2 separate regions of the Homo sapiens genome follow, and region 1 is linked to region 2. Evidence: read pairs that join two places in POLR2A ChIA-PET (ENCODE). Cell type or tissue: PC-9. All regions are shown on one strand. Links, peaks and the distances in the headings refer to the core of each region. The heading gives the core; the rest is flanking DNA. Region 1 holds the start of PPY (pancreatic polypeptide). Region 2 holds the start of MPP3 (MAGUK p55 scaffold protein 3).

Region 1 (15,347 bases), core at 2,444-10,443, 100 kb before region 2:
AGGTTTACCTCTGCGACAGGATAGAACTGTAAGTGGCCCTGGCATCTGAGTCAATCCCTAGATCCATTGTCTGTTGGGTGGGGCTGGGTCCCCACATGAGTAGCAGCCAGAACAGGTCCCTCCAAGGCCATGGTCCTGTGGGAGCTCAGATCCTTTTAACTAGGGTTGGAGCCTGGCGCCCTCTGGCGGCGAGCTGCAACCTCTACCCGCCAAACCCAAGGCCAGGCTGAGACCAGCCACCAATTCACACCCTTGTTTTGCAAGTGGAAAACCTCAGTCCAGAGAAAGGCCCGGGCTTGCTGAGACAGAATGACTTTCGTATTTGCTTTGTGGAATGTAAGTTGTCTGGTGAAGCATTATTGCTCTTCTTGTTAACCAAAATCAAAATTGAGAGGGTCAAGGCAGAACACTGATGTTTGCTGAGCCTTCCTTTATTCTCCCTATCTTCAGATGGGTGTGATGAGCCTATTTTACTGAGAGGAAAAGTGAAGCTCAGAGAGGCTAAAGAAATTACTTTCCCAGGCTCACAGAGCCAGCCAATGCAGAGCCAGGATTTGGACCCAGGTCTGTCTGACTCTAAGCCCACCCTGCCAGATCCCTGGAGTTTCACCTCCAGTCCCCTCTTCCCCAACAGTCCCCCCCATCTCCCAACTTCTTGGTATACTGATCTGGGACAGCAGAACGTCAGCAGTCATAAGTCCTTAGCTCCGTACTTGGTGTCACCGTGTCATTCAGACACAGCCAGTTACCACTCCTTGGCCTAAGCAGGGGAGGGAGACTGGGGGTTGGGAAGAGACGCTGGGCAGGGGAGACTCAGGGGCTTCTGGTGGGGATGGATTAGTGGGGTTGAGAATCTAAGCCAGAATTCGGAACCTCGGTAGCTATGAGATCTTGAGCAAGCGTCTTTACCTCTGTGAGCCTCAGGTTTCTCAGCCAAAAAGTGGGAAATTATAACAATACTTTGACGGCCCCACTTAGGAAAAAAAACAGTCCAGGTTTGGAGTTAAATTTTGGGGTCTGACTGGCTGTGGGGTTTGGGGCCAGTGATTTGACATCTCTGAGCAGATTTCAGATCCTGAATCTGTAAAATGGGTTGTTGTGGGGATTTAGTGAGGTGACTGAGCTGGCAGCACTTTGGAAAATGTGAGGCTTTACAAATGAAGCTGGTTTTTAGCACTTCCCTGGAATGGGGGCTCTGAGATGGGGAGGGAAATGGATACTGGAAACCGGCACCCCCCTCAACATTTCCCCTGAACCCAGGCACATGAGTTCTCATTCTGCATCCTATGCACCCACCAAATGGGTTTCTCCAAGCCTGGCACCCCACTCCTTTCCACCTTGCCTGAGGACCTGAGGCCCCTTCCCTCTTCCCACCTTGTTCTAGTTGCAAGCTGCAGAGGATGGCCTGAGTTTCCATTCTTCAGCCTGGAGGCTCTGGCTGTAGCCTCAGTCTTCCAGCTGCAGCCTCAATCTTCTGCCCCAAGAGAATCCGTTGGATGATTTGGGTTGATCTTTGGGAGGCAGGAGAGCTAGTTCCAAGGCCTGTGACCAAAACCTTTCAGTCACTCTCGAGTCCCAGAACCCCATCTTTCTTGAACCAAGCCTGCTCTGGTGCCCAAAGGGAAGGGGTGTCAGTGATGGGGGCCCACAGGAGACTTTTACTGTGGTCCAGTTTTATCTGTTATGCTGCTGGTCTGGCACCCACAGAACTGCCCTGTCCCCCTCCCGTCTCTGGCCTCAGTACTGGCGTTGCCAGTATGAGGAGACAGTGAGAGGAGGGGTGAGGGCTTCGGAGTGAGAGAGGCTGACAGGAGGCGGGGACTCTGGGGGGCTGAGGACTATAAAGCGGCCCAGCCGAGGGCAGGGGCCCATCCGGCCTGAGGCAGGTGCTCGCTTGGTCTAGTGCCCATTTACTCTGGACTCCGGGTAAGTGGGCTCAGCCTGCCTGGGGCTCTGGGGGCCTCCCCCAGGCTGGGGCCTGGGATGGAGAGGAGGTGGTGCTTTGCAGGGCCAGGGGCCTTGGGAGGCCTAAGGTCCTGCTTGGGTCTTGCTTTCTGCATCTGGACAGACCTGTCACGCTAGAAGAGCCGTCTGCTGACTGCACGTGTGTGTGCACACTCGTGTGCATGGCTGTGAACTGGAATGTGTGACTGTGACCTTGTGAGTGACTGGGGTCCCTGTGTGAGTGCCTTTGCTGGTCTGTGCAGGACGACATGGACAGTAGCGTCTTCTCCAGGACCGATATCTGTGTCTCTATCGCAGGGTGGAGGGCCAGACCCACAAGGCCATGGATTTCTGTCCTTGGCTTCCCGAGTTCATTCTGTGTCCCCCACCCTGTGGGTGACCTGGCATGCCCTTATTCCCACTAGCTGCTGCCTCCTGGGAGCCATGAGGCCCTGGATGTCATGAGTCCCGTGTCTCCAGGACTCACATCCCCATTTTCTCTGCTATACTTTTCTAACTTGCGAGGCCCTGGCTTGCTGGGCTGCTCACAGGACAGGCTGTCCGTGCCTTCAGAGCAGTGTCTAGGAGGTGGAGTGGCCAGCTTGGAGTGGCCCTTTGCTCTGCCCCCTTGTCCCCAGGCTTGGAGAAATGGATGATGGGCTAAGGGGCTGGATAGTTGGGCCCTGCTTCCTGGGCACGGGAAAATCTGCAGCCCGGGCTCTCCACCTCCCCTCTGCTTGCTCCTCAGATGGCTGCCGCACGCCTCTGCCTCTCCCTGCTGCTCCTGTCCACCTGCGTGGCTCTGTTACTACAGCCACTGCTGGGTGCCCAGGGAGCCCCACTGGAGCCAGTGTACCCAGGGGACAATGCCACACCAGAGCAGATGGCCCAGTATGCAGCTGATCTCCGTAGATACATCAACATGCTGACCAGGCCTAGGTGTGTGCCACAGTTGGGGAGAGAGATCCCAGCCCCTGGGACCCTGGGCCCACTCCACATTCCTGGCCACACCCTATCCCCAGCCCCAGCCCCAGCCCCTTCCAGGCCTGCTCTTGGGAAAACAGGGCATCTGTGCTCAACAGGCCTAGACCAATGTGCCCTGGGCAAGATGGTGCCTACAGGCAGATATGAAACAGGTGGGCTGGCACCTGGGCACAGTGCTTGCCCCTGCTGCCTCTTCCCTCCCAGGTATGGGAAAAGACACAAAGAGGACACGCTGGCCTTCTCGGAGTGGGGGTCCCCGCATGCTGCTGTCCCCAGGTGAGTTTGACTCCCTGCCCTGTCTGTCCAGCTCCCTGGAGCTGAAATGGGGGTGGTGGGACTGAATCAGGGCTTGGAAAGGTGTAGTGGGGGGTGGAAGAGGGAGAACAGGAGCCCAGGGCCAGCCTGAGGCCTCCTGAGGGCACGAGGCCTACCCCCTACACTGCCATGTTCTGCCCTGTCCTCACAGGGAGCTCAGCCCGCTGGACTTATAATGCCACCTTCTGTCTCCTACGACTCCATGAGCAGCGCCAGCCCAGCTCTCCCCTCTGCACCCTTGGCTCTGGCCAAAGCTTGCTCCCTGCTCCCACACAGGCTCAATAAAGCAAGTCAAAGCCACAGCCTGTCCTGTGTCTCTGTGGACCCCTGGTGGGGGCAGCAGGAAGTGCCAAATGCATGGGAGAGAAAGGGGAGGGCAGGGCAGGGCAGAGGAAAAGGGGATCATCCAGAACGTTGGCGGGGGTCATCAGAGTCACTCAACTCATCCTCTCCCCTTCGCAGAGGGAAAAGTGGTGGCCAGAGGAAGGCAGGGACTCCTCTGAGCAGATGGTCCTTCAGCAAGTCTGTGAAGTGGCAGTCTTGAATCTTCCCAGTTCAGTACCCATAGACCTTCCCGACACAGCCTGATGACAACCCTTCCCCAAGTGCACCCCTCACCAGTGCCTTACTGCAGCCTAGGCAGCAGAAGCACCAAAATTTATACGAAAGCACCCTTGGCATGGGGGCAGGGGCACAGCCCAGCCTGGAAGAACGATTCTGGTGCTATGGCAGTCATGGCTGCATCCAGGGGCCTGAGCTGCCGTCCAGAAATTTGGAGAGAATGGGCTGCCCTGAGAGGTAGTGAAGTCCTGGGCACAGGAGGTATTCAAGCTGCTGTGGAAGGGGAGGAGGCTAGATTAGCTGAGAGTTCCAGCCACCATGAGTTGAATCTGTAGATTGTACACTCCAGCCCTGGGAGGACAAGGACCTGGATCCTGCCCCAGGGAGGACTTCCCAGATTCCCAGAGAACCCATCTTTTCCTGGCCCTTCTCAGGCACCCTGAATAGGTGGGGACAGTGCGCGTGTGCATGCGTGTGTACGCGCATGTGTAAAGGGGAGAAGTGAGGGAACTAGAATGTTTCTGGTTCCTAGAAAGGCTTCTCCTGCCTCCCCCACATGCTTGGTCTCAAGGGATGGGGTTATGGGTTTGGAGGATGAGGGGTCCACTTTCCTGGGCTCAGCACCTTGCACAGAAATGGAAATGACACACAATTGTGTTTCCCCTCAAGTCCTACTCCATCTGGTGTGTGCAAATGACCTGGAAGTAGAAACAGGTCCTAAAAGGCAAAGAGCTTCTAGAGGATGCAGCTGCTTGGCTCAGATTGATTTTTTGTTTGTTTTTGGAGACAGGATCTTGCTCTGTCACCCAGGCTGGAGTACAGTGGCATGATCACAGCTCACCATAGCTTTGACCTCCTGGGCTCAAGCGATCCTCCTGCCTCAGCCTCCCAAACAGCTGGAACTACAGGCACATGCCACCACACCCAGCAAATTTTTTTATTTTTTAGAGACAGGGTCTTGCTATGTTGCCCAGCATGGTCTTAAACTCCTGGGCTCCAGCGATCTGCTCACCTCGGCCTCCCAAAATGCTGGGATTACAGGTGTGAGCCACTGTGCCCAGCCTCAGGTTGATTCTTAAATCCAAAGATGTCTGGATAGAGAGATGGTTTCGCAAAAGAACGGTTTGAGTCTGGGAGAGGGAGCCTGAAGTCCCAGCATTTTCTCTGGCAGCTTAAGGGGATGCGCGGTGAATGGGGAGAGGAGTCTGGGCTGTTTGGTAGAAACTTGAGCCAGGTGGGAGTTGGGGTGTGTCTAGCTGAAGCCCCTTCTTTGAGGTTTCTTCTCTCACCTCTGCTCTCCCTCTGGGTTAGAGCCCCCCACACTGGTGCTGTCTGTGCAGGACTACAGGGGCAATAAGTGTCTTCTCCAGGACCCGTATCTGTGTCTCTACCACGGGGTGGAGGGCCAGACCCACAAGGCCATGTGTGGGTGGAGTGGGGGAAGGTGGATGGGTTGCCAGGGGAGGCAGGGGAGGACCCCCAACAGCTGAGGTCTTTTTCTCTCACAGCAGAAACTACAGGGTCCCACTTCCCGTTCCATGGACTGGTCCCTCCCTGCCCGCAGGCCCACAGAAGTCACTGAAGCAACAAAAATTTGTCTTTATTGTTTTCACTGAGGGGATGAGGAGGGGTCGAGGCCCCTCTCAATACAAAGGGGTTGGTGGGCAGAGAGGCGTCTGGAGGCCAAGGCCCAGCCTGGAGAAAGAAGCCCCCCCCACAGGGGTGCTGTGTCTCCCCGCATGCCCGCCCCCAGGAACTTCCTCTCGCTAGCACCCAAGCTGCCCCCAGCCCCGAGGCCCCTGGCTCGGTGCCCAGCATCCAGGCTGTCCTACCTGGGGCCCCGGGAGGAGGTCGGTGGTCGGGGTTCCGAGGTGTTCAGCCACTGGGGGTTCGTGGTGGTCCATGGTGGGGGTTTCGTGGCTTTTGATGGGGAGGTGTCCGTGGCGTTCGCAGTTTTCTTGTGGTTTTTAGATTTCTTCGGGCTGGGAACAAGTCTTTGCAGTCATGAGGCCGCTCCCCGAGCCCAGCTCAGGCCGCGATGTGCGTGGGGGTGCCTGGTGGCGTCCGTGTCCCCCCCCCGCGCCCCCCCCACCCCCCGCTTTCCTCCCTCCCTCCCTCCCTTCCTCACACCCTCCGCCGGCCCACCTGCTGTTGAAGAGCTTCCCCAAGTACTTCTTGATGGAGCCTAAGTTCAGCCAACTGGCGGCCCTGGGCTGCGGCACTTGCAGCTCCTCGCCGAGGGCGCCCTCGGGCTGCATCAGCAGCGACACGAGGCCCGCTATGGCCAGAGCGAATGCGCAGCGCAGAGCAGGCGTCTGGAGGGGGCGGGGCAGACAGAGCCGCGGGAGGTCACGTGATGCCGGGGCTGTGGTCAGCGCGGCACCCGGACCGGAGCTTGCAGGTGTTCCGCGCGGTGGGCAGGCTGGGGTGCAGGGGCGCTCAGACCGAGGGTCGTGTCTATTTCTGGGACACACACCAGAGCACGGACGCCTTAAGGGACATCCTGGTGCTCGGAGGAATGGTACACACCTGGACATGCCCGGTGATGCAGGCAGAGCATCGAGGCGCGGTGGCTCACGCCTGTAATCCCAGCACTTTGGGAAGCCGAGGCGGGCGGATAACCTGAGGTCAGGCGTTCAAGATCAGCCTGGCCAACATGGCGAAACCCCGTCTCTACTAAAAATACAAAAATTAGCCGGGCGTGGTGGTGGGCGCCTGTAATCCCAGCTACTCTGGGGGCTGAGGCAGGATAATTGCTGGAACCCGGGAGGTGGAGGTTTTAGTGAGCCGAGATTGCGCCACTGTACTCCACCCTGCCCAACAGAGCCAGACTTCGTCTCAAAAAAAGAAAAAAAAAAAAAAGAAAAAGAAAAAAAAAAAAAAAAAAACGAACGAGGAGACACACCCTAAGGTGGACGCATGAGGACGGCATAAAGCCATTGGTCAGCTCCCTAACCTCACTGCCCTCTCTCCCGCAAACTCCTTGCTTATCCCCCTCCTTTCTCCCTGCTGTTCCCGCAAAATGACGGTCACTCTGTTCTCTGCCTGGAAGACTCTTCCTCCAGACATCCTCATGGCCAGCTCTGTCTCCCCTTGTAAGCATTAGCTCAAAATCCACCTTTTAAATGGATCCTACCCTGACACCCCTATTTATAATTGCAACCTGGCCGGGCGCGGTGGCTCACGCCTGTAATCCCAGCACTTTGGGAGGCCGAGGTGGGAGGACTGCTTGAGCCCATGAGTTCAAGACTAGCTTGGGCAAAAGACAGAGAGCCCCGTCTCTACGATTTAAAAAAATAAATAAATAAAATAATATTGCAACCAAACCCCTCATCTTGCTCTTTTTCTTGCTCTATTTTTGCCCTATTTTTTCTTTTCTTTCTTTTTATTTTATTTTATTGTTTTAAGGCAAGGCCTTCTTTTGCCTTCCAGGCTGGAATGTAGTGTCGGGATCATAGCTCACTACAGCCTCAAACTCCTGGGCTCAGGCCATCCTTTTGCTTCAGCCTCCCAAGTAGCTAGGTCTACAGGTGCATACAATCATGCCCAACTAAATTTTAATTTTTTGTAGAGATGGAGTCTTGCTATGTAGCCCAGGCTGGTCTCAAACTCCTGGCCTCATGAGATCCTCCCGCCTCACCTCCCAAAGTTCTGAGATTACAGGTATGAGCCGCCACACCTGGCCTGCACTTTCTAACTTACTATATTCTATACTTATATTTGTTGTCTGAGTCCCTTCCCAGCGGCATATCCTCCCTCAATGTAAGCATCATTAATTACAGCTGGGCTCTTCGCCTATTTTGTCTATTGATGGATCACAAGCACCTAGAATGGTGCCTGGCACTTAGCAGATACTCAGTAATACATATTAAATGAATGACTAACAGTTACACACAGGAAAGCCAGCCTGAGGATTCACACACCCAATGCACAGAGAATTTTGTGCCTGCAACACACAATGATTCACAGACTATGATGCCCGTAAACATGATGCACACTCCCAGAGCTCCTAGGCCCCTCAACCCTCTTTTAACCAGGAACTCTCCTCATCCCCACCACCCCAAGCAGGAATAAGAAGCCCTAGTAGCTATCCTGGCCATCAGAATGGCAGACGAGGCTGCCCTGGCCTAACTCCTTCATGCCCTTAGTGGGCCTGAGGAGGGGCCCTTGGTGCCAGCCCCCATCCCCAAGCTCTTAGAGAATACAGCTGATGGGGGCCCAGACTTGGCCACCAGACATCACCATGGTGCTGGGCAGGTGCAGAGGAGCTCAGCAGAGTGTCTCTGGCCAGGACCTGAGGCCCTTTATATTCCTAAGCATCCCTGCCCCCTTTCCCTCTGAGGCTCCACTCCCAGCATAGCCTTCTTTTCCTCCCTGTGTCGTGACCTGAAAGTCCGGAACGGAGAGAAGGTGGGGGTGGAAGCACATGGGCTACCAGCTGTTCTGACCAGGTCACAGTCCCTGCCGGGGGCCCAGAAGTGTGGGTAGCAGAGGCAGGGAGGCGTGGGGTGTCGGGTAACTTTTTGCTCCAAGTACACAGATCCTAGGGAGAAACTGGCTCTGGGCTTGAGAGGGGGCTGTGCTTTTCCCAGGGGTTACTGTCAGGGTTTGGAAGGGGGTTATGCTGAGACCAGATGCCCCTCCCCATCTGGCTAGATCCAAGGTGCCTCTGCCTCCTTCTCCTGCAGGGTTACTTTGGGATCCCAGCACCCCTATTCCCTCCCCCTAGGCCCGCTGCCATGGGGAGGGGGTGGAGTTGCAGTTTCTGGTTTCAGGATTGCAGGCCCCGCTGCACAACCTGGAGATTTTCTCAGCCTGCCTGGCCATTTTGGAGCCCCTGAGGCATGACCTGCTGAGCCTTCTGGAGGGTGGTGGGTCTTGGCTGCTTGGATGATGGACTTAGGCCTTGGCTGCCTCAGGCCACAGAGCCTCAGCTGTGTGGCCTGTCAGGTCCCCTCTACCTCCTCAATATTGCTGCTTTTATGGGGCAAGGTTGTAAAATGTGCACCAATTCTTCATGCCCACACCAACCCCAGAAGGGGCACAGTAGGAAGAGCAGGGGCTTCTGGGTAGGAATCCTGACTTCACTCCCTCCTGGCTGTGTGACCTTGATTAGGGGACATTATCTCCCCTGAGCCTCCACATCCTCATCTGTGAAATGGAGCTGGTTAAATCCTGGCATAGGACTGTCGTGAAGATGGAGTTGGGTGATGTAACTCAGCCTCTGGGCAGCTCCTGGCACATGCTAGGTGATTAACAGGCGTGAGAGCCCCTCCACTCATAGAAGAACCCCCCCCAACCTTTTTTTTTTTGAGATGGAGTCTCACCCTATCGCTCATACTGGAGTGCAGTGGCATGATCTCGGCTCACTGCAGCCTCTGCCACCCAGGTTCAAGCGATTCTCCTGCCTCGGCCTCCTGAGTAGCTGGGATTACAAGTGCTTGCCACCGTGCCGTACTAATTTTTGTATTTTTAGTAGAGATGGGGTTTCACCATCTTGGCCAGGCTGGTCTTGAACTCCTGACCTCGTGATCCACCCACCTTGGCCTCCCAAAGTGCTGGGATTACAGGCGTGAGCCACCACACCCGGCCTTAAAAGAACCCCTTTCTCCCATCTCCACTTCTCCCGAAAGTGTCTCATCTTCTGGCCTCTTCTCCTTATTAAAACTTGCCCTCGGCCAGGCATGGTGGCTCATGCCTGTAATCCCAGCACTCTGGGAGGCTGAGGTGAGAGGATCACTTGAACCCAAGAGTTTGAGAGTAGACTGGGCAACATACTGAGACCTTGTCTCTACAAAAAAAATTTTAAAAGCCAGGTGTGGTGGCATGTGCCTGTGGTCCCAGGTACTGGGGAGGCTGAGGTGGGAGGATTGCATGAGCCTGGGAAATTGAGGCTGCAGTGAGCCAGGATCACACCACTGCACTCCAGCCTGGGTGACAGAGCAAGACCCTGTCTCAAAACAACAACAAACAAACATACAAACCAACCCTGCTCTCAGTGGGGGTGAGAAATTCAATGTCAATGTCAATATCACTGAAGTTTATGGGATGGCTCAGTAGCCAAGTGAGACCAGGACCGCATTTCTACGCAGCCAAGAATCTCTAGAAAAAGAAATGAAATTCCCATGATAAATTTCCATAGTACAGGTGGGAGGAGATATCTGGGGACCAGTGTACCCTAAATACCAGCAAACAGGCTATTCCTTATCCCCATTTGTCACAGCCCAGTGTTGAAGAGCTCAAGAGCTCAAACCATGTGTCCCTTTGCAGCCTTGGCTGCCCTTACAAACCCAGGCTTTTCTGCAGGCACTGAAGGCTCTCAGCCCCTTGCTCTTCCAGACTCTCTTACTCATTCCAGGAACTGTAGAAGGGTATGGGGAGGGAGGAAAGGGGGAAGAGAGGAAAGGAAGAAGCTCAGACGCTGCCTGCTGCTCTCTGAGGGCAGGAGGCGGTAGTGGTAGCCCTGCAATGGGCAGGATGAGGGAATGTGGCTTGAGGACACAACTCCGGGTGGGTCTCCCTGTCAACTGCCCCTTAAACTCTGACTGCGAGTTCCCACTTAAATGGAACTTCCAAATTCACTGTGGAGGACATGCCCAAATTCCCAGAGGGCAGCAGGCCAGGGGCTATGGCCTCCACTTCTCAGAGAAGAACACTGAGATGCAAAGAGAAGCTACGCAGATACCTGGTGCCACCACAGCTGGGGCTAAACCCGCCATTTTGACTCCAAGTCAGTGTGTGACCATTTGGATCGGCCTATTTCTGAGGCCGCTGAGATAAGCGCCGGGGGCTTCCTGTGATGCATGATGGTTCTCAAATATCATTCTCTGCTACCCACTGTGGAATAGACCCAATGATAGAGTGACCTTGAGTCTCCTGGCTGACTTGCCCCAGACTGACCATCCCACCCACTCCGGGACCACCGCTACTCCTTTCTGCTGGGTGTGGCCCAAAGCTGTCCTCCCACCGGCTCACTACTTCCTACCTGCCCTCAGTGCATCTGGGTGCTAGTGATGTCCTGAGAGAGGCCATCAGCTTGACTGCTGACAGTGGAGAGCAGCTGGCCTAGGAGAGGCCTGGCTGCCCTGTACAGCATCACTGCATTTTTTAAAAAAATGTCCCATCAAAGCCCTTTCCCCTTGGTGAGGGAGTCACATGGTGACCTGTGTTCTCCCTTCTAGACTGCATGCTTCCCAAGGGCAGCTGGGGTCTTGTTCAGCTCTGAACCTCCAGCATCTAGCACAGTGCCTGGCTTACTGTGGGCCTCCATGGATGCTTAGTGGGTGGGTGGAGGTGGGAGGGAGGCAGGAAGAAGGGAGGGAGGTAGAATGGGAGTGGAAGGGAGGGAGGGACTGATGGATCAATGGATGTGATGAACAAAGGGACAGCTAAAGGAGTGAACAAATGCATGGCCTGGCTCATGTCATGGGTCCTGGAACCCGCTGCTGCCTGTCCTCATGTCTTCATGTGCCTTGTTTCGCATGTGTGTGTGAAGAGGCAGAGGAAGGTAACTAGGGGACCCCCCTCTCATCTGTGGGCTCCTCCAGGACCGGACTTGTGTCTCCTCTTCTCTTGGATCTTCCTTGCTCCTCTGCTCCCCGAAACCTGAGGCTGGGCCACACCTGGTCTTCAACTGCCCCTCATTAATCCCGGGACTCTTCTCATATGGAACCGTGCTAGGGTAGCAAGGGCAGTGTGTTCTGGGCACAGGGTCCAGGGGAGAGGAAAAGGCAGCCTCTCCCAGCCTCCTCCTCCTCCCAGAAGCCTTCTTCCCCCGCGCCCCCAGCCCTCCTCCTCCCATAGCCCTCCTCCCCACCTCACTTGAGCAGGCCCCTCCTACCCTCCAAGCTGTAGTTCCAGCGCTCATGCCGGAACTGGAACTGGCACTCCAGGCCGAGGTGCATGGCGTCCCACAGGGTCTCAGCCAGGCTGGGCTCCCTCCCGCAGAGCTGCTTCTGCTGCCGGGACAACTTCAGCAGGTCACACTGCTTCAGGTGGGCCCTGCCCTGTGCTGGGGCCACCGCAGTGCCCAGTCCTGGGAAGGGCATCAGGACCTCCCACCTGGTCAGGCTGGAGACGGCGAGAGGACAGAGACGGGTGAGCCTTGGGGATGGTGGTGAGGGGCAGGTGAAGGGAAGGGAGCCTCCTTGGGTGCCCCCAGTGTGGGTGGAATATACATCATTTCAGGGCTCACCCCAAAAGAAGTAACCCCGTTCTGGGACATCCTGGGCTCCTAGCCAGGGTAAAAGAGCAAAGGTGGGCGAGGTGCGGTGGCTCACACCTGTAATCCCACCACTTTGGGAGGCCAAGGCAGGCGGATTGCTTGAGTCCAGGAGTTTGAGACCAGCCTAGATGACATAGCGAAACCCCATCTCTACTAAAAGTATGAAAATTAGCCAGGCATGGTGGCACAAGCCTGTAGTCCCAGCTACTTGGGAGGCTGAGGCAGGAGGATAGTTTGAGCTCAGGAGGTGGAGGCTGCAGTGAGAAGAGATCACGTCACTGAACTCCAACCTAAGCAACCGAGTGAGACCCTGTCTCAAAAAAGAAAAAGAAAAAAAAGAAAAAAAGAAAAGAAAAGCAAAAGTAGAACCAGGCAATGGCTCCTTTTTTGTTTGTTTGCTTGTTTATTTGTTTGTTTGTTTGAAACGTAGTCTTGCTCTGTCGCCAGGCTGCAACCTCCGCCTCCCGGGTTCAAGCGATTCTCCTCCCTCAGCCTCCCAAGTAGCTGGGACTACAGGCATGCACCACCACCACGCCTGGCTAATTTTTGTATTTTTAGTAGAGATGGGGTTTCACCATGTTGGCCAGGATGGTCTCAATCTCCTGACCTTGTGATCTGCCTGCCTTGGCCTCCCAAATTGCTGGGATTACAGGTGTGAGCTACCGCGCCCGGCTGCAGTAGCTCTTAAAGTGCCACATCCTGCTTAGATGTGGCACTTATCATGTTGCTCATGTGCCACTGGCCAGGGTAAGTCCTGTGGTCAAGCCAGGAGTAGTCAGAGAAGCCCACATTCCTCTGAGCCAAGGGACAGCTCTCCTGTTTGGAGCCACTTGCCTTAACCAGGGCTTCTGACTGGATGCCACATCCTCTCTGTATGCCCCAGAAGTTGGAAGCCTCACCAGAGGGTATGCGGCCTGGCCAGGCCCCAGGTGGCCTCAGAAATCACCCGTAGATTCCACACCCATCAGGTGCAGTCAAACCATCATGGAGCATATCTCTGAAACCTCTGAGCAGAGACAGATGCTATCGGGCTCCCCTTGGCCTAGCCTGACCCTGGGCTCCTCTCCCAGACAGGGTGAGGGCAGGGACCCGTTAATCATTAATCTGGGGCAAATGGGTAATTTTACAGTCCACCAGGTCTACACCCAAACCCCTCCCTGCAGCCTGGCAGGAAGCCCTCAGAGACTTTGCAGGTCCAGAGCAGAACTGGATGTCAACTCCAGCTGAGGAGGCCACGCCTTGACTGGCTTCCAGTGTGGAGGGCAGCTTGGGGGCTGCAGCTACCTTGCCCTCAAATGTCCTCCTCCTCACACCAAGGGCTGGTGTGAGTGGCGACTTCTGCTCACACGATTCCAGTGTTTCAGAAACTGGACCTCCCTGGTAGCAGCTGATTGACAGAGGAGAGAGCAAGCAGGGAGTGATGGAAATTTTGGCCAATGAAGCTGCATATCCTTCAAGACCTGCCTCATATGCCATTTTAAGAATAACGGCTATTATTATTGTATCATCATAGCTACATTATATGTCATATGATATGATATATAACACATTATTATTTTTACTACTTTTTTTTGAGACAGAGCCTCACTGTGTTGCCCAGGCTAGAGTGCAGTGGCATGATCTCTGCTCACTGTAACCTCCGCCTCTCAGGTTCAAGCAATTCTCCTGCCTCAGCCTCCTGAGTAGCTGGGACTACAGGCACGGGCCACCACGCCTGGCTAATATTTGTATTTTTAGTAGACACGGGGTTTCACCATGTTGGCCAGACTGGTCTCGAACTCCTGACCTCAAGTGTCCACCCACCTCAGCTTCCCAGAGTGTTGGGATTACAGGAGTGAGCCACCACGCCCAGCCCAAGCTGTGTTCTTGTCTGGGACTCCCCTATGGTATGGAGTGGAGGCTCTAAGTTGGTTTGCCTAACTAAAGGCGTCATCCTTGATTATGACCTCTGACATCTGGAGAGTGCCAGAATTCCCTAGGCTGCACTTGGGCCCAGGGAACCTCACCTCTACAAAAAAATATAAAAATTAGCTGGGCGTGGTGGCATGCACCTGTGATCTTCTTCCTTTGTGGTGCAAAATCTTATTTCTGCCTACTGGCCAATTGATCAGGAATATGCACCCTGGTGTTTCAATCTCCAAACAATAACATTTTGCCTAACAAACTATTCAGGTTCAGGTTCCTTTAGTAATGCCTGTTTCCTCTCCCCACCCCACACACCAAGCGGGCTGTACATTTCATTCCCGTTAGCAGGACTAAATATCTCTGCTACACTCGGCACCGGGATAGCCAGTTGGAGGACCCCTAATTTTCTGCCTCCTAATACTAACAATTGGCCCATGTGTACTCACCTTCATATCCTGCTTTATCTCCCAAAGGCTGAACTCCCTTGTTCAGGCAACCACCCAGAAACACATGAATACCGTCATTCTCCTCCGCCAAGGCCGGTATCAGCGCCTCAAGGAAAACAACTCTGAAGTCGAACGCCCACTGCTTCAAAACCCACACGCCGAGTACAGCACCCCTATTCGGAAGGAAGTAGCCAGACAATCAACAACACAACACCCCTCTTCCTTTTATATTAAAGTAAAAGGCAAGAATGTTAGCCAAACTGCACCATGTTACAAGTTCCTTGCTATTTTGCAGACCTTGGTCAAAGCGAAACATTTCACAGGGGTTCAGGCCATGAGAAACATCCTACCTAACCACCTGACCACAGGGCGGACAAAGGCCCAACGAAAGAAACATCCCTGGCCTGGTGCAATGGCTCACACCTGTAATCCCAGCATTGTGGGAAGCTGAGGCGGGCAGATCACTTGAGGTCAGGAGTTCGAGATCAGCAGCCTGGCTAACATGGTGAAAACCTGTCTCTACTGAAAACACAAAAATTAGCTGGGTATGGTGGTGCACACCTGTAATCCCAGCTACTCAGGAGGCTGAGGTAGGAGAATTGCTTGAACCCAGGAGGCAGAGGTTGCAGTGAGCCGAGATCACGCCACTGCACTCCAGCCTGGGCAAGAGAGTGAGACTCCATCTAAAAAAAAAAAAAAAAGAAAAAAGAAAAAGAAAACAAAAAAGAAAGAAAAGAAAAAGAAACATCCTTGTCATATCTTGCTGGACAAAGGTCCAAGGAACACCATGATGACATCCCGCTGGAACAAGGGCCAGAAGCACCTCATCATGGGAACATCTCATCAATATCCTGCCAGGCAGCAAGCCCTACTGCCCAGACCCCTCCCCACCATACCTATAAATTGCCCTAGCCTGTAAGCAGTGGTGGGCTCTGGCATGAGGCTGGTCTCCCACTTCTGTAGGGTTT
Region 2 (15,347 bases), core at 3,901-11,900:
GCAGTCAGCCGTGAGCATGTCACTGCACTCCAGCCTGGGTGACAGAGCGAGACTGTCTTAAAAAAAAAAAAAAAGCAGTGAAAAGCTAAAAAGAGCATGGGGGTTCCCAGGCATAAGTCTGCATGCAAGTAGACAGGAAGCCAGAAAGATAAGCTCAGTGTATGTGCTTGTTTTCCCTGTGGGCATTTACTGATTCCAAAGCAGCAGCGAAGAGGATGAACTAGGAGTCTAGGGCCCTCTGGGGGCAGGGAATGGAATCTGGCATATTTTTGGTCACATTAGGCTGGGACCCCAAAAGGCTGTACAAACCAGGCCACCATGGACTTCCACCCAGCTTTCTGTCATTTAGGTGTCCCAGGAAACTTCAAGCTTTGAACTTGAATTAAAAGTGGCTCTTGTCTGGCAGCACCTTCCCCATCCCTACCCTCGGGTACCTTAAAGATATTAGTGAAAAATCCTTTCTGGAGGAAAATAGCATCAGCCTAAGCTGATCATTTTTACAAGTAGTTTTTTCAAATACCATCTAATATATAATCAAAGATAACCAAATCTATGAGAAGACTCAATAAGCAAGAATATGCAGAAACAACAAAACAGACCCGTGGGGACTCCATATACTGTAAATAGCAGGATCAGCCTTAACACAACTATTCTTACTGTGCTCAAGGAGGTAAAAGTCAAGCTTGACATTTTTGGCAGGGAACTGGAAAGAACAAAAAGTGACAGCAGATTTGAAAAAAGCACAACATAAGAATTCTAGGACTGGCTGGGAATGGTGGCGCATGCCTGTAGTCCCAGCAACTTGGGAGGCTGAGGCTGGAGGATCGCTTGAACCCGGGAGGCGGAGGTTGTAATGAGCTGAGATCGTGCCATTGCATTCCAGCCTGGGTGACAGAGCAATACTCTGTCTCAAAAAAATAAAACAAAAATAAAAATAAGAGAAATAGGTAACAAAAGCCACAAACAATAGGAAAAGTTATCAGAAATCTCAAAAAACAAAACAAAACAAAAAAACCCCAAAACCCCAGTACAGTAATTTCCCTTCTCATTGAGAAGTAAATGGAGCTGAGCCTGCCCTTTCTCCACCCGCTTCTGACTTGCCCTCTTGCTGCATGCCTGGGCACTAGCCCATTGCTCCTCTTGGAATTATTTCTGGTTCCCTATGGTGTCTGGGCTGAATGCCAAATGCAATGACAATGCACACCTGTAGCCTGAAGCAGATTCTCTCTGTCACCTCTTCAAGGATCGTTGGCATTCTCTTTTTTTCCAGAGCATGCTTGGTAAAGTCTCTTCTCCCTGTCCAGATGGACCCAAAGTCATTCATTCCTCTGGCATTGAGCTCATCTTCCTGTTCCCTGTGCAGCTGCTCTAAACGAGCACCTTGACCGAGCCCTGGCTGGGTGAGGCGACTCCTGCCCTGAGCTTCCGGCCATCTGGGCCAACTCCGCCCTGGCTGCACCTGCCCTGTCCTATGATGCAGCCTCTCCCAGCACTCCTGCTCCAAGCTCTCATCCACCTAAACATCTCTCTCTGCTTCTCTTTTCTTCCATTCTGCTTGCCCAAATATCCTCTGGACTAAAGGACATGTACATATAATATTTTAACAAATATTACCAGATCGTGTCCCAGAAAGTTTGCACCAAATAATATTCCTTCCAAATGTGTAAATGTGTCTTTTCCCCACATCCTTGATAGCACTGGATGTCAACAGACTTAAACATTTTTGTCTTAACAAGGGACATTGCCTCCTATTTTGGCTAAGAATTCTTCGATTATGAGTGAGGTTGTGCATCTTTTGGATTTTTTTTCCTTTTTTTTTTTTTTTAAACAGGAGATCTAGCATCAGTTTTCTGTGTTTATTGGCTATGTATTTTTTGTATTAGACTATTTTCTTTGACCGTTTAAAATTTTTTCATCTTTTCTCATTTATGTAAACTCTTTTAAATTGAGGAATTTAACTTTATCATATTGCATATGATATCATATGTTGCAAATAATATTTTTACCTATAAAAATGTTTACCCTTTTTTAAATCACACATATCCACCTTTTCCTTTATAGATTTGGATTTGGAATTTACTTAGAAATGTTTCCCTCACTGCAGCCGGGCGCGGTGGCTCATGCTTGTAATCCCAGCACTTTGGGAGGCCAAAGCGGGCGGATCACGAGGTCAAGAGATCGAGACCATCCTGGCTAACACGGTGAAATCCCGTCTCTACTAAAAATACAAAAAATTAGCCTGGCGTGGTGGCAGGCACCTGTAGTCCCAGCTACTCGGGAGGCTGAGGCAGGAGAATGGCGTGAACCCGGGAGGCGGAGCTTGCAGTGAGCCGAGATCGCACCACTGCACTCCAGCCTGGGTGACAGAGCGAGACTCCGTCTCAAACAACAACAACAACAACAACAACAACAACAACAACATTAGCTGGGTGTGGTGGCGGGTGCCTGTAATCCTAGCTACTCAGGAGGCTGAGGCAGGAGAATCACTTGAACCCGGGAGGCGGAGCTTGCAGTGAGACGAGATCTCGCCACTGCACTCCCGCCTGGCCGCAGAGCAAGACCCCGTCTCAAAACAAAAGCGAAAGAAAGCTGTATCCCTACCTCACTTCTCACATCAAAATATTTTCTCAGTAAATTTATTTTTATAATCTTGCAGAGGAGGGCAGGTGATCTGCCCGCCTCCACCTACCGAAGTGCTGGGATTACAGGCATGAACCACTGCGCCCAGCCTTTTTTCCTCTCTCTTTTTTTTTCCCATAAAGAGTAGCTATTGTAATTGTCGCCATACCTTATTTTATTTTGAGACAGGGTCTTGCTCTGATGCCCGAGCTGGAGTGCAGTGGCATGATCACGGCTCACTGCAACCTCTATCTGCTGAGCTCAAGCAATCCTCCCACCTCAGCCTCCTGAGTAGCTGGGTCTACTTGCACATGCATCAATTTTTTTTAATTTTTTTATTTTTAGTAGAGACAGGTCTTGCTATGTTGCCCAAGCTGGTCTTGAATTCCTGGGCTCAAGAGATCCTCCCGCCTCAGCCTCCCAAACTGCTGCGATTACAGGTGTGAGCCACTGCACCTGGCCTGTCCCCACATTAAAAAAAAAAAAAAATTCCTCTCCTTCCACTTAAATGTCACCTTTCTCAAATATTAAAAGACAGTATACATGAGGACTATTTCTGTTCTTTCAATTCTGTTCTATTTGTCTAGCTGTTGATTGCCTCTTTAGTACTAAACTTTATTAATTCATTTTTTTTGAGACAGGGTCTTGCTGTGTCACCCAGACTTGAGTGCAGTGGTGTGGTCATGGCTCACTGCAGCCTCGAACTCCTGGGTTCAGGCAATTCTGCTTCAGCCTCCTGAGCATCTGGGACTACAGGTGAGCACCACTACACCCAGATAATTTTTGCATTTTTTGTAGAGATGGGGTTTTGCCATGTTGCCCAGGCTGTTCTTGAACTCCTGGGCTCAAGTGATCTACCTGCTTCGGCCTCCCAGAGTCCTGGGACTATAGCCTCAGTACTAAACTTTAAAAATTGTTTTCATATTTTTAAATCCCACCTCCCTTGGTCCCATAACTCTTTTTTTCCCAGAACTTTCCTATTATTCACCAATGTTTATTTTTCCTGATGAATTGTGGTAGCATTTAATAAATTCTCTGTGAAAAATACTTCTTATATTTTAATTGGAATTGCATTGGGTATAAAGATTATTTCAGAATGAATTAATATAATTGCACTATTGAACTGTTCTTTCCCTAGCCATTTGAGGTACATTTTATCTTTTATGTCCTTCACTAGAATTTTAAAGTTTTTTTCTCCCAAATATCAATAGGTCTTTCATTTTTCCTATTAAGTTTATAAATTGGTATTTAATCTTTCTTGATATCTTAGTTTGGATTTTTTCTTTCATTATACTTAATAATTATTTTTGTCCACAGGAAAGTCATAATGTTTTTTTTGTTTGTTTGTTTGTTTTTAAGACAGAGTCTCGCTCTGTCACCAGGCTGGAGTGCAGTGGTGCGATCTCGGCTCACTGCAACCTCTGACTCCCTGGTTCAAGCTATTCTCCTGCCTCAGCCTCCTGAGTAGCTGGGATTACAGGCACGTGCCACCAAGCCCAGCTAATTTTTGTATTTTTAGTAGAGACGGAGTTTCACTATGTTGGCCAGGATGGTCTCGATCTCCTGACCTTGTGATCTGCCCGCCTCGGCCTCCCAAAGTGCTGGGATTACAGGCGTGAGCCACCGTGCCTGGCCGGAAAGTCATAAATTTTTAATATCAATTGTATACTCTGCCATCTTAAATTTTTTCATCATTTCTTTCTTGTAATTTGTTTCTTTTTATTGGTGAGTAAATATGCCATTGTATGGATATACCACAAGTGAATGAATATTTATCCATTCACTTCTTGATGGACACTTGAATGGGATTAATGCCCTTATAAGAGAACTTGAAGGGAGCACCCTAGTCCCTTTGGCCCCTACTGCCACATGAGGACACAGCGTTCATCCCTTTATGCCCGTCTTTCTTTCTTTCTTTTTTTTTTTTTGAGATGGAGTCTCGCTCTGTCGCCCAGGCTGGAGTGCAGTGGCGCGATCTCAGCTCACTGCAAGCTCTGCCTTCCGGGTTCACGCCATTCTCCTGCCTCAGCCTCCCAAGTAGCTGGGACTACAGGTGCCTGCCACCACGCCTGGCTATTTTTTTGTATTTTTAGTAGAGACGGGGTTTTGCCATGCTGGCCAGGATGGTCTTGATCTCTTGACCTTGTGATCCACCTGCCTCAGCCTCCCAAGGTGCTGGGATTACAGGCGTGAGCCACCGCGCCTGGCCTATGCCTGTCTTTCTCTTCCACCATGTGAGGATACCTATCCAGTGCCATCAGTGAGGAACAGGCCCTCACCAGACACTGAACCAGCTGGCCCCTTGATCTTGGACTTTCCGGCCTCTAGAACTGTAAGCAATAAATTACTATTACTTCTTATAAATTACTGTGGTATTTTGTTATAGCAGCAGGAACTGACTATGACAGGTTTTAATTTGCATTTCCCTGATGACAAATGATGTTGGATGAGTGCTTTCTCATATGCTTATTGGTTATTTGTATATCTTCTTTTGTGAAGTGCATGTTCATATCTTTTGCCTGTTTTTTGATTGGGTGGTTTGTCTTTTTATTGAGTTACAGGAGTTCTTTATTCTGAATACAATCTCTTTGTCAGATATATTTCTTCCTAGTCTCCCAGTCTGTGGCTTGCCTCTTTTCTTTTCCTTTCCTTTTCTTTCTTTTTTCTTTTCTTTTCTTTTTTTTTTTTTGAGACAGGGTCTTACTCTGTCACCCAGCCTGGAGTGCAGTGTCACAATCATGGCTCACTGTAACCTCTGCTTCCCAGGCTCAAGTGATCCTCCTGCCTCAGTCTCCTGAGCAGCTGGGACTACTGGCACAAGCCAACATGCCTGGCTAGTTTTTGTAATTTTAGTAGATACCGACTGGGTTTTGCCGTGTTGCCCAGGCTGGTCTCGAACTCCTGGGCTCAAGCCATTCACCCGCCTTGAACTCTTAAAGTGCTTGAAGGGATTACAGGTGTGGGCCACTGCACCTGGTCCCTGGTCCTATTTTCTTAATAGTGTTTTGTTTTGTTTTGTTTTGTTTTGTTTTGTTTTGTTTTGTTTTGAGACGGAGCCTCACCCTGTGGCCCAGGCTGGAGTGCAGTGGCGCGATCTCCACTCCCTGCAACCTCCGCCACCACACCCGGCTAATTTTTGGTATTTTTAGTAGAGACGGGGTTTAACCATGTTAGCCAGAATGGTCTCCATCTCCTGACCTCGTGATCTGCCCGCCTTGACCTCCCAAAGTGCTAGGATTACAGACGTGAGCCACTGCGCCCGGTCTTTTTTTTTTTTTTTTTTGAGATGGAGTCTCACTCTGTCACCCAGGCTGGAGTGCAGTGGCCTGATCTTGGCTCACTGCAACCTCTGCCTCCCGGGTTCAAGCAATTCTCCTGCCTCAGCCTCCTGAGTAGCTGGAACGGACACAGGTGTGTGCCACCATGCCTGGCTAATTTTTTGTATTTTTAGTAGAGATGGGGTTTCACTGTGTTAGCCAGGATGGTCTCAATATCCTGACCTCAGATGATCCACCCACCTTGGCTTCCCAAAGTGCTGGGATTACAGGCATGAGCCACTGCACCTGGCCAATAGTGTTTTTTGATGAGCAGGAGTTTTAAATTTTGATGAGGTCCATTTATCAATTGTTTTCAGGGTCCATGCTTTTTTTAAAAATTTTTTCTTTTTTTAGAAACGGTGTCTCTTTGTCACCCAAGCTGAAGCGCAGTGGACTGATCATAGTTCACTGCAGCCTTGAACTCTTGGGCTCAAGCAATTTGCCTGCCTCAGCCTCCTGAGTATGTGGGATACAGGCTCATGCCACCATGCCTGGCTTTTTTGTATCCTTTCTAGGAAATCTTTGCATACCCCAAGATTTAAAAGATACCCTCCTGTTTTATTCTAGTAGCTTTATCGATTTGCTTTATGTTTAGGCCAATGATCTCTCTTAAATTGCGTTTTGAATATGGTGTGAGGTAGGGATTGGGTCCCTTCAGGCACATAAATATCTACTTGTTCCAACACCACTTCCTGGTGTTCTTGTCCAAAATCATTTGACCCATATCAGATGGATCAGATGGTTCTCATTATTTTTCCAACAGTAAACATTGCAGCTAAGAATGTGTCTCATGCAGTCTCTCTCCACTCAAAAAGTGTGGTCTGCAGACCAGTGGCGTCACATCACCTGGGAGCTTGTCAGAAATTCAGAATCTGGCACCACTCCAGCATTACACAACCCCCTAGTGAGTCTCAGGCACGTTACATTTTGAGGAGCAATAGTGTAGATATTTCTTGAGGAATGAGGATAATTTTTGAGGAATGAGGGGAAACATCATCATGACATTTGCTGCCTCTCACAGCCTCCCCATGCACTACAGCCTGTGGGGCCTGCCAACCCATTTTCCCTGGTTACTGTGCAGGGCTAGATTTACTTCCAGACTTAACCTCTGGGTCCACCTCTCCTGACATGTGCTGTGCCGTTCTTTGCTGCTGGGATTGAGGGAAGGGGGCCCACTCACTCACCCACTCCTCACCTTTTAATACCCACAACCACCTGCTCACTCACCCAGCAGTTCCTATGCTCTCCCCTATACACATTCTTTCACCAGGAACCTCAGTTTCCTCAATTGCAGAACCAAAATAAGAATGGTCTTGATATCAGGAACTACTGTGAAGGGAAGTGATCTGAGGAGTACCTGGGCATGGAGACAGCACAATATAAGTCAGTTATCGTCATGGCCATTTCAGAGCTCTTTTTCCAGTAAAGCCCCTGGATGCTGCTCGCCTCTGCTATGTAGCCTCACTCCCCTGCAGCCGGGCAGAATGGAGTCCCCCTCCTCTCCAGCCTGACTTCTCCTCCCCTGCTCCGCGTCCCCAGGGCAGCGTGCACCGATAAATCTTTCCCAGCGCGTTGCATTGTTACAGCGAGTTGCCCTCGCATCCGACCGGCCCCCCGCCCCACCTCTGGAGATCTTCAAACCCAGGATCTGTGCCTTGGTCGTCTTTGAAGCCCCGGCCCCTGGCACAGCGCCTGGCACCTGGAGGGCGCTCAATAAATGTTTGCAAAATCGAATTCTCTGTTGAGCAGGTGTCCACCCCTCCACTCGCGGAGGGTGGGTTGCGCGGGCGGAAGGGAAGTCTGGCTGTGTGCCAGGGTGCGGGGGGACACAGGCAGGGGACTCAGGGAGCGGGAGAGCGGGAGCGGGTACGACGCCGGCTAGCGGAGCCCGGCCCGGAGGGTGCGGCGGTGCCAGACGCGGAGGGCGGCCTCCGCTCCTCCCCCGCCTCCTCCCCGCGCCGCGCCTCCTCCCCGCGCCGCGCCTCCTCAGGCTCCGCCACCCCCGCCCGGCGCGGCAGCCGCAGGGAGGGGTCCGGGAAGGCGGAGCCAGCGGCGGCCCAGGCTCTGGGCACTCGCGCGGCTCCCGTTCGCGGAGCACACATCCCGGCGCGACGAGGTAGGAGGCCGCGAGGGGAACGGACGAGGGAGCTGGGCGCCGCGGCGGGAGGGGCGGGAGGCCGGGCCGAGACCCTCCTCCCGTGCTCCCGGACAGCCTCGCGGCCCACCGAGCCCACCGCGGGAGTCTCAACCCCGCCCCTCGGCCCCCGCCTCCCTCTTCCCGCGCCCGCCCCGCCGCGCGCCCCCCGCTCCCTGCTGCTCCGCGTCCTCCGGGACCGCCCTCCGAGGTCCCCCGGGGTCGCTGCTCCTGCGCCCAGTGCGCTCCTTGTTCTCCCACAGGTTCCTTCGGAGAGCGAGCGGGAGTCGGTGCTCGGCCTCCTGCGGGGAGCAGCCCGAGGGTGAGTCCGGCGTGGCGTGGCGGGGCGGGGCGGGGCGGAGGCTGGAGGGCCCGGGGCCGCTCTTACGCCTCTTAGTGGCACCGGGGCTCGGCGCTGCGGGCTGGCTCCATGTTTGCGGAATGAATCAGTCATGACTCTCCTTCTCCTCTTCCTAAGGAGGACTTTTTGAGGTCCACGTGCTGCAGAGCACCTTTGGAGGGCCTCATGAGATAGGGGTCCCCCCTCCTGCATAGTGGAAGCCCGACTCCCATTTCCCCCCCTCCTCTCTGCACTCCAGTCTGGAGGCTCCCTTTGGGTTGGGTCTTGGGGGGTCGGGGACAGGGGGCTTGTAGGCCCAGCCAGGTAGTTGTGGAAGGTGTGTCCCAGCAGGAGACTTGAGCCAGGGCTCTTAGAAGGTTGCAGTGGAGGGGGCGCGCTGCGGAGGACAGCTGACACTGTCAGGCAGGGTCACTTGGCACCTCCAAGGCCAGCCTGGAAGAGCCTGCTTGAATATGGATTTTGACCCACAGCTTACTGAAAGCTTCCACGCCGCTGTTTCTTCATCAATAAAATGGGAACATTCGCAGTCATTTCTCAGGACTTTGTGCAGACAAAAAGTTTATCATAGAAATCACCCCACACAATGCTTGGCACATCGAGGACACTCAGCACATCTTAGCTTTATTTCCTTCCTCTCTGAAAAAAGTAAGCAGAGTTATTTGTTCCCATCCTCTCTGTCCACAGCCTGGTCTCAGAGAACACAGTAGATGTGTAGTCAGTTTGTTCAATAAATATGCTTGATGGAGCTTCAATACCCACCTCCACCCCCTTCTCCCAGAATCTGCAGGGAGAGGTCGGGAGGTGACAACGCCAGCATGCCAGTGCTATCGGAGGACTCTGGTAAGTACCTCCCCCCGGCTGGACCTGCCACAGTCCTGAAGACAAGAGCCTGCCTGGCAGCCTCCAGGCCCTGGCAGTGAGAGCCTGGGGAGAGAATGTCCTCACGGCAGGACTGAAGTGCTGTTTGAGGCCCCACTCGGGCTCCTCGGGGGCAGGGAGCACCCACTGCGTTTGCTATCCTTTGTTTTTCTCACCTCTCCCCAGGTTTGCATGAAACCCTGGCCCTGCTGACCTCCCAGCTCAGACCTGACTCCAACCACAAGGAGGAGATGGGCTTCCTGAGGGATGTTTTCAGTGAAAAAAGCCTCAGTTACTTAATGAAGGTGAAGTCCCACGTCATCCTGCGTGGAAGGGTGTCTAGAGGTCTTTCTAGCTGTCTGTGGCCGTCTGAGGTCATCCTAGTCATCTCCCTGCCCCAGGAAGGCCTTCACTTGCCCACTACACAGGACTTTCTCTTATGGTGCCCTGTCAGTGGCCCAGTCTGCTGCCCCAAATGTCCCCACAGCCGTGGGTGGGATGTGTGGTGTCCAGGGTGCATCTGAAATACTCTGTCTTTGCAGATTCATGAGAAGCTTCGCTATTATGAAAGGCAAAGTCCAACCCCAGTTCTGCACAGCGCTGTGGCCCTCGCTGAGGACGTAAGCCCCAGGTTTCTCCTTACAGTGTCTGCCCCACTCCCCACCCTGTAGGGCTCCTTCATCTTGCCTCGCTTGCTTAGTGTGGGGACACCGGGAATCAGGAGCCCAAAGGTGAAGAGGTGTTTTCTTCCCTTGTCCTCCTCCTTCTCTTCCTCTCTCTGGGTTCCCCGAAAGGTAGGGAGGAACCCGTGAGCCTTGGACTGGGCTGGGAGACACTGTGACATGGAGCTGCCCACTTACTGTGTGTTCTTTAGCAAGTCTGCTTCCTCTGCTGTAAATGAGAGCATTGGATTGGCTCAGCAGTTCCCAAACTGCCCTGAGGACTGGTGATTTGAATAGGTCAATAAGACATTATGTCTGTGCTTTCCTGAAGTCAAGGGACCTACAGTGTGTCCCCGCATACTGGCTCAGGCTTCTCATTTTTTAAAGGAACGCTTCTTAATTTCTTGTGGACCTAGTCGTCTATGTTGCGTGGTTGGGGAAAACCCATTCTGGTTGATTACTAAGATCAGTTCCTGAATAAACTCACCTAACCCCAGGAGATGGCCTGGGGAGGGATGAGTGCAGCTTGTGGGTGCAGAGCCCTGGGCCCTTCTCCACTGTGGAATGTGATTAGGGGCACATTAGATTGCCTGGCTCCCAGGCTCAGCGCTGCCTGTCCCACCAGCTCTGTGATGTTAAGTAGGCCACTCAACCTCTCTGAGCTCCCATTTCCTCATTCATAAAATAGCATCTGAGAGCCAGATAAGCCCAGGTTCAAATCCTAGCTGTGCTGTATATGAGCTCTGTGACTTCGGGCAAAATGTTTAATCTCTTTGAGTCTCAGGATTCTCATCTGTAAAATGGCAAAGTAACAAGACCCTCTGCATCAAGTTGGTTGCGAGGGTTCAGTGAGAAGATCCACATAAAGCAGAAAGCACGTAGGGCTTAAAACGGTGGCTCCTTGGAGGATGGCCCCATAGAGCTGCTCCTGACCCCTGGTGTGATGTTCCCAGGATCATCGTCGTCGGGTGGTTGAGGGTCTGGTGTGCCCCTGGGGGCTGCAGCTGGGTGGGCCCTTCCAAAGAGGAAGGACCCAGCAGATATGGGGCAGGGGCACCTCTAGCCATCAGTGGCGCCTGTCTCATTCTCTGCAGGTGATGGAGGAGTTGCAGGCCGCCTCCGTGCACAGTGATGAGAGGGAGCTGCTCCAGCTGCTGTCCACCCCGCACCTGAGGGTAGTCACACAGAGCCCCTGCCCAGCCATGCCTCTGGGTCTCCTGGGATGGGGGCGGAGGGAGCTCTCCTAATGAGGCTGAGGAGTGGAGACTGAGGGAGCGATCCTCAGCACTAGTGTCTGGGCAGTTGTCTCTCTGGCATGGCGTCTGCCACCCTCCATACCACCGGCCAGCTGCGGCCTGCTGACCCTGTGAGCGGCGGGCCAGCCTTCCTTTTCTCTGGCTTTCCCGGCAGGCTGTGCTCATGGTACATGACACGGTTGCCCAGAAGAATTTTGACCCCGTTCTCCCGCCTCTGCCTGACAATATCGATGAGGATTTTGATGAGGAATCGGTGAAGATCGTCCGCTTGGTGAAGAACAAGGAACCCCTGGTAGGTGCTGCTGCCTGCCCCTCTCTAACCCACTCTTCCCCTGCCTCTCACCCCCACCCAGAACACTGGACAAGATCCTCCCCGAAGTCTTCAGAGTGAGTGACGGCAGCTTTGCCTGCGCTGCTGCTCATCCCTGTGGTGCCTCTGTGTGCAGGGCACCCCTTTCTCTAGGTGGATACAGCCCCTCTCAACTGTGGCCAACACCCTTTGTGTAGTTAATAACCTGCACAATTGTACAGGGTGACCCTGATCATGCTTTAAGCCAGAAATGGACAAACTACAGCCCAAGGGCCAAAACCAGCCCACAGCTTATTTTTTAAAATAAAGCTTTTTTGGAGCACAACCAGGCCCATTCACTTACAGATTGGCTGTGGCTGCCTTTATAGTGCGATGGCAGAGTTGAGTCGTTGTGACAGAGACTGTGTGGCTGGCCTCAAATATTTACATGTGGCCCCTTATAGAAAACGTGTGACAATGCCTGCTCTGAATGTTGAGGAAGCACAGGGCATTCCTCTCCCCAGCAGACAGACTGCTATCACTTTGGTCCTGGTTCAGCATTGATTTACCGAGCAAAGGGACAGCGTTGTTTATGAGATGCTCAGAAGTGGTGGAAGCCCAGAGAATTGAGATTGGCTCCAGAGGATCCCACAGCTGGCATTCTCTATTTCCAACTTTCCCCAAATGACCTCCGACGAGCCTCTTCTGCAAACAGACGAGGATCTCTCCTCTGCCTCTGTTTCCTCACTTGTAAAATGGAGTGGCCATCCATTGATTTAGCAAACACATTGTGAGCCCTCCTATCCAGGCTCTGTATTGGGTGCTGGCGGTTCAGAGCTGAATAAATGATGGATAGCGATGCTGGAAAGTTCTCAGTTCTGGGGGGCTAGAAGTCCTGAGGTTCTTAGCTGATGGCCTCTCTTTCTAGCAATAATTATCTTACGTACTTCAAATAGATGGCACAGATGATGTTAACAATAAGTGTGCAAATGTGTTTGCAGTTACAGCCACTAATAAGTGGTTAACATATGTTGAGTGCTTACTGTGTACTAAGTGCCTTGAGTGGAATCCTTGCAACAACACTGTGAGTTAAATGCTGTCCCACATCTCACAGGAAACAGGCTTGGAGAGGATAAGAGATTTCCTTGTTAAGTCCACATGCTTTTTGTAAACGGCAGAACTGTGTTCACACCCAAGGCTGTCCAGCCCTAGAGCTTAGCTCTTAAGCTTTCTGCCGTCCTGCTGCAGTCCGGCCTGTGTGGTGCAGGAAATCGAGGGCTCGTTAGTGCCTTTCTCATCCTAAGTGTCATCTCTGCTGTGCTTCATGGGCCAAGTCCTGGTCCCGAAGCCCTGGCTGGGGTGCATAATTGGTTTCCCTCAGCAGCAGCAGAAGGCCCGGTAACCCTGTGATTGGGTAGAGGCAGGGTGAGAATTAGCTGGCACGTGTCATCCTCATTATTAAATGTCTTTGCAAGTGGTAGGAACTGTGATATGAGAGAGATGTGATGGAGAACTTACTGGATTTGGCATCACAAAAAGCTTTCCCCTTTACCAGCTGGGTGACCTTGAGGATATTTAACTTCTCTGAGCCCCAGTCCCTCATCTAAAATGTTGCAGCATTATTGTGCCTTGTAAACTGTACAGTGCAGGGCTATATTAATGGGGGATGTTGGTTTTGTTTTGTCTTCAGCATTGGGAAGGTCCCCACTGATCTCTCTGGACTGTCAGAGGGAGGGACTGGGGAGGCTGTGTTGGGTCCAGAGAGTAGGGGTCTGAGGTTTGGAGCTGCTGCTTAAGAACCTGTCTCTTCTGTCTCGGGTTCAGGGTGCCACCATCCGGCGGGACGAGCACTCAGGGGCTGTTGTGGTGGCCAGGATCATGCGAGGAGGCGCAGCAGACAGGAGCGGTGAGTGGCGGCAGTGCAAAGCTGGCCCAGCCCCGATCATGGCCATTGTTCCAGAGCCCTCCACCTTTGCTAATAGGTCCCCTTACCTCCCTCCTATCAGGTCACCTGTTTGGGATTTGCTTTGCTTTCTGGGGTTGTGGCTGGAATTCTCATCTCCTTCCCAAGTCAGTAGAAATTTTAATAGAAAATATAGGCCAGCTGGGCATGGTGGTGCACACCTGTAATCCCAGCACTTTAAGAGGCCGAGGCAGGCGGATCACTTGAAGCCAGGAGTTCCAGACCAGCCTAGCCAACATGGCGAAACCCCATTTCTACTAAACACACAAACCTGGGAGGCGGAGGTTGCAGTGAGCCAAGATCATGCTGCTGCACTCCAGTCTGGGCAACAGAGTGAGACTCTGTCTCAAAAAAAAAAAAAAAAGAAAAAAAAAAAAAAGCCAGGCACAGTGGCTCACGCCTGTAATCCCAGCATTTTGGGAGGCCGAGGTGGGCGGATCACCTGAGGTCGGGAGTTCGAGACCAGCCTGACCCACACAGAGAAACCCCATCTCTACTAAAAATACAAAATTAGCCAGGCTTGGTGGCACATGCCTATAATCACAGCTACTTGGGAAGGCTGAGGCAAGAGAATCGCTTGAATCTGGGAGGTGGAGGTTGCAGTGAGCCGAGATCGCGCCATTGCGCTCCCGCCTGGGCAACAAGAGTGAAATTCCGTCTCAAAAAAAAGAAAAAAAGAAAAAGAAAATATAGGCCATGCACGGGTGGCCCACACCTGTAGTCCTAGCTGTTCGGGAGGCCCAGGCAGGAAGATTGTTTGAGCCCAGGAGTTTGAGGTTGCAGTGAGCCGTGATTACACCACTACACTCTAGAGTGGGCGACGCAGTGAGACCGTCTCAAAAAAAAAAGAAAAAAAAAAAAAATATATATATATATAAATAGTCATGGAGTACTTTGGGGTGATTGAGAAAAAGCTCATGCGTTGGTTTAGTCCAAGGACTGTGACAGTTAAGAATATAGCATGGGCTTGCGGGATTACTAACTGTGGGACAGGGTTGACACCCTTCCCCACCATCCCAGGTCTTGTCAAGCTACTATTACAAAGAGAGTGTTTGTGCCCCAGATTCGTTTGGGTAGAAAGGTTGAGAATCACCGGTGTGTGGAAGAGCTACTAAGCTGGGAGACAAACCTCCTGGTATAGGGCGATGTTACCCCCAAAGTCTGGGGGGTCATCGTTGCAGAGAATCCTAGACCAGCACTTTGCAAACATTAACGAGTCCACGAATTCCCTGAGCATCTTGTTAAAATGCAGACTGATTCAGCAGGTCTGAGCTAGGCCGAAGATTCTGCACTTTTAACCTGCCTCCAGGTGATGCTGATGCAGCCGGGCCAGTGCCCACTTTGAGTAGCATATAGGGCCCTAATATGCAGAGACATTAGTCATTCAGGCAGAGGCTCATAGTGTGTTTACACTCTTAATGATGTCTTCATTGGTGCCTTTGTCTTTCCTTGTTAAGACTTAAGAATGCCATTCTAAGAGTTAATGATAATTTTAAAGAAGCAGAGATTATAGCAAAAAGAACACAGGCTTTCTACATCATAATAACTGTGTTTGAATACTGGCTTCATTATTTCTCAGCAATGTGGCCTTAGGCAAGCTGCTTAATCTTCCTGGGTCTCAGGTGCCAACTTGTAAATTGGAGATTTTACTGGGTGATTTGAGCCCTGCATGCCGAGTGAGGTGCCCAGCACTTAGCAGGGCTTAGTTCGCCCCAGTCCCACCCATCAACTTTAAACCTCGAGTTGGCCCTGCAGTGGGCTTCTCAGGCCGGCCCCTGTGGTGCTTGGAGCTCTGAGCGAGGGGTGCTCAGGTCCTCCTCCTGTGCTGATGGTCAGTCCCTGTGTCTCCTAGGCCTGGTCCACGTTGGAGATGAGCTCCGAGAAGTGA

What was found. ChIA-PET counts read pairs that join two places held together with the same protein. Peaks named below come from ENCODE experiments on the same cell type or tissue, not always from the same donor. Only the 100,000 strongest peaks of a DNase experiment are listed, where the experiment ranks them.
Region 1: POLR2A ChIA-PET joins it to region 2 with 13 read pairs; 2 of 35 experiments call an interaction of 5 or more read pairs at or near these places.

Annotation. Positions count from the first base shown.
Region 1 is chr17:43,929,000-43,944,346 of GRCh38, reverse strand. It overlaps PPY (pancreatic polypeptide), which reads left to right and starts at 1,871. Exons shown (of 4, transcript NM_002722.5): 1 at 1,871-1,926; 2 at 2,693-2,883; 3 at 3,133-3,204; 4 at 3,395-3,543. The coding sequence starts at 2,693. The coding sequence ends at 3,419. It overlaps LINC01976 (long intergenic non-protein coding RNA 1976), which reads right to left and starts at 6,086. Exons shown (of 2, transcript NR_136406.1): 1 at 5,950-6,086; 2 at 5,385-5,786. It also overlaps LOC102724183. RefSeq lists an enhancer at 5,800-6,300. In PC-9, for the core only: a CTCF peak has its summit at 3,546; no DNase peak of the experiment used is centred there; H3K27me3 peaks cover 848 bases.
Region 2 is chr17:43,825,806-43,841,152 of GRCh38, reverse strand. It overlaps MPP3 (MAGUK p55 scaffold protein 3), which reads left to right and starts at 8,007. Exons shown (of 20, transcript NM_001932.6): 1 at 8,007-8,052; 2 at 8,334-8,392; 3 at 9,210-9,271; 4 at 9,476-9,594; 5 at 9,832-9,909; 6 at 11,046-11,126; 7 at 11,362-11,499; 8 at 13,321-13,402; 9 at 15,312-15,347. The coding sequence starts at 9,247. It overlaps LOC107984979 (a long non-coding RNA gene), which reads right to left and starts at 7,448. Exons shown (of 3, transcript XR_001753057.2): 1 at 7,164-7,448; 2 at 1,205-1,296. RefSeq lists silencers at 7,878-7,977, 7,998-8,047. In PC-9, for the core only: no CTCF peak of the experiment used is centred there; DNase peaks (open chromatin) are centred at 6,782, 7,941 and 8,482; H3K4me3 peaks cover 1,776 bases; H3K27ac peaks cover 331 bases.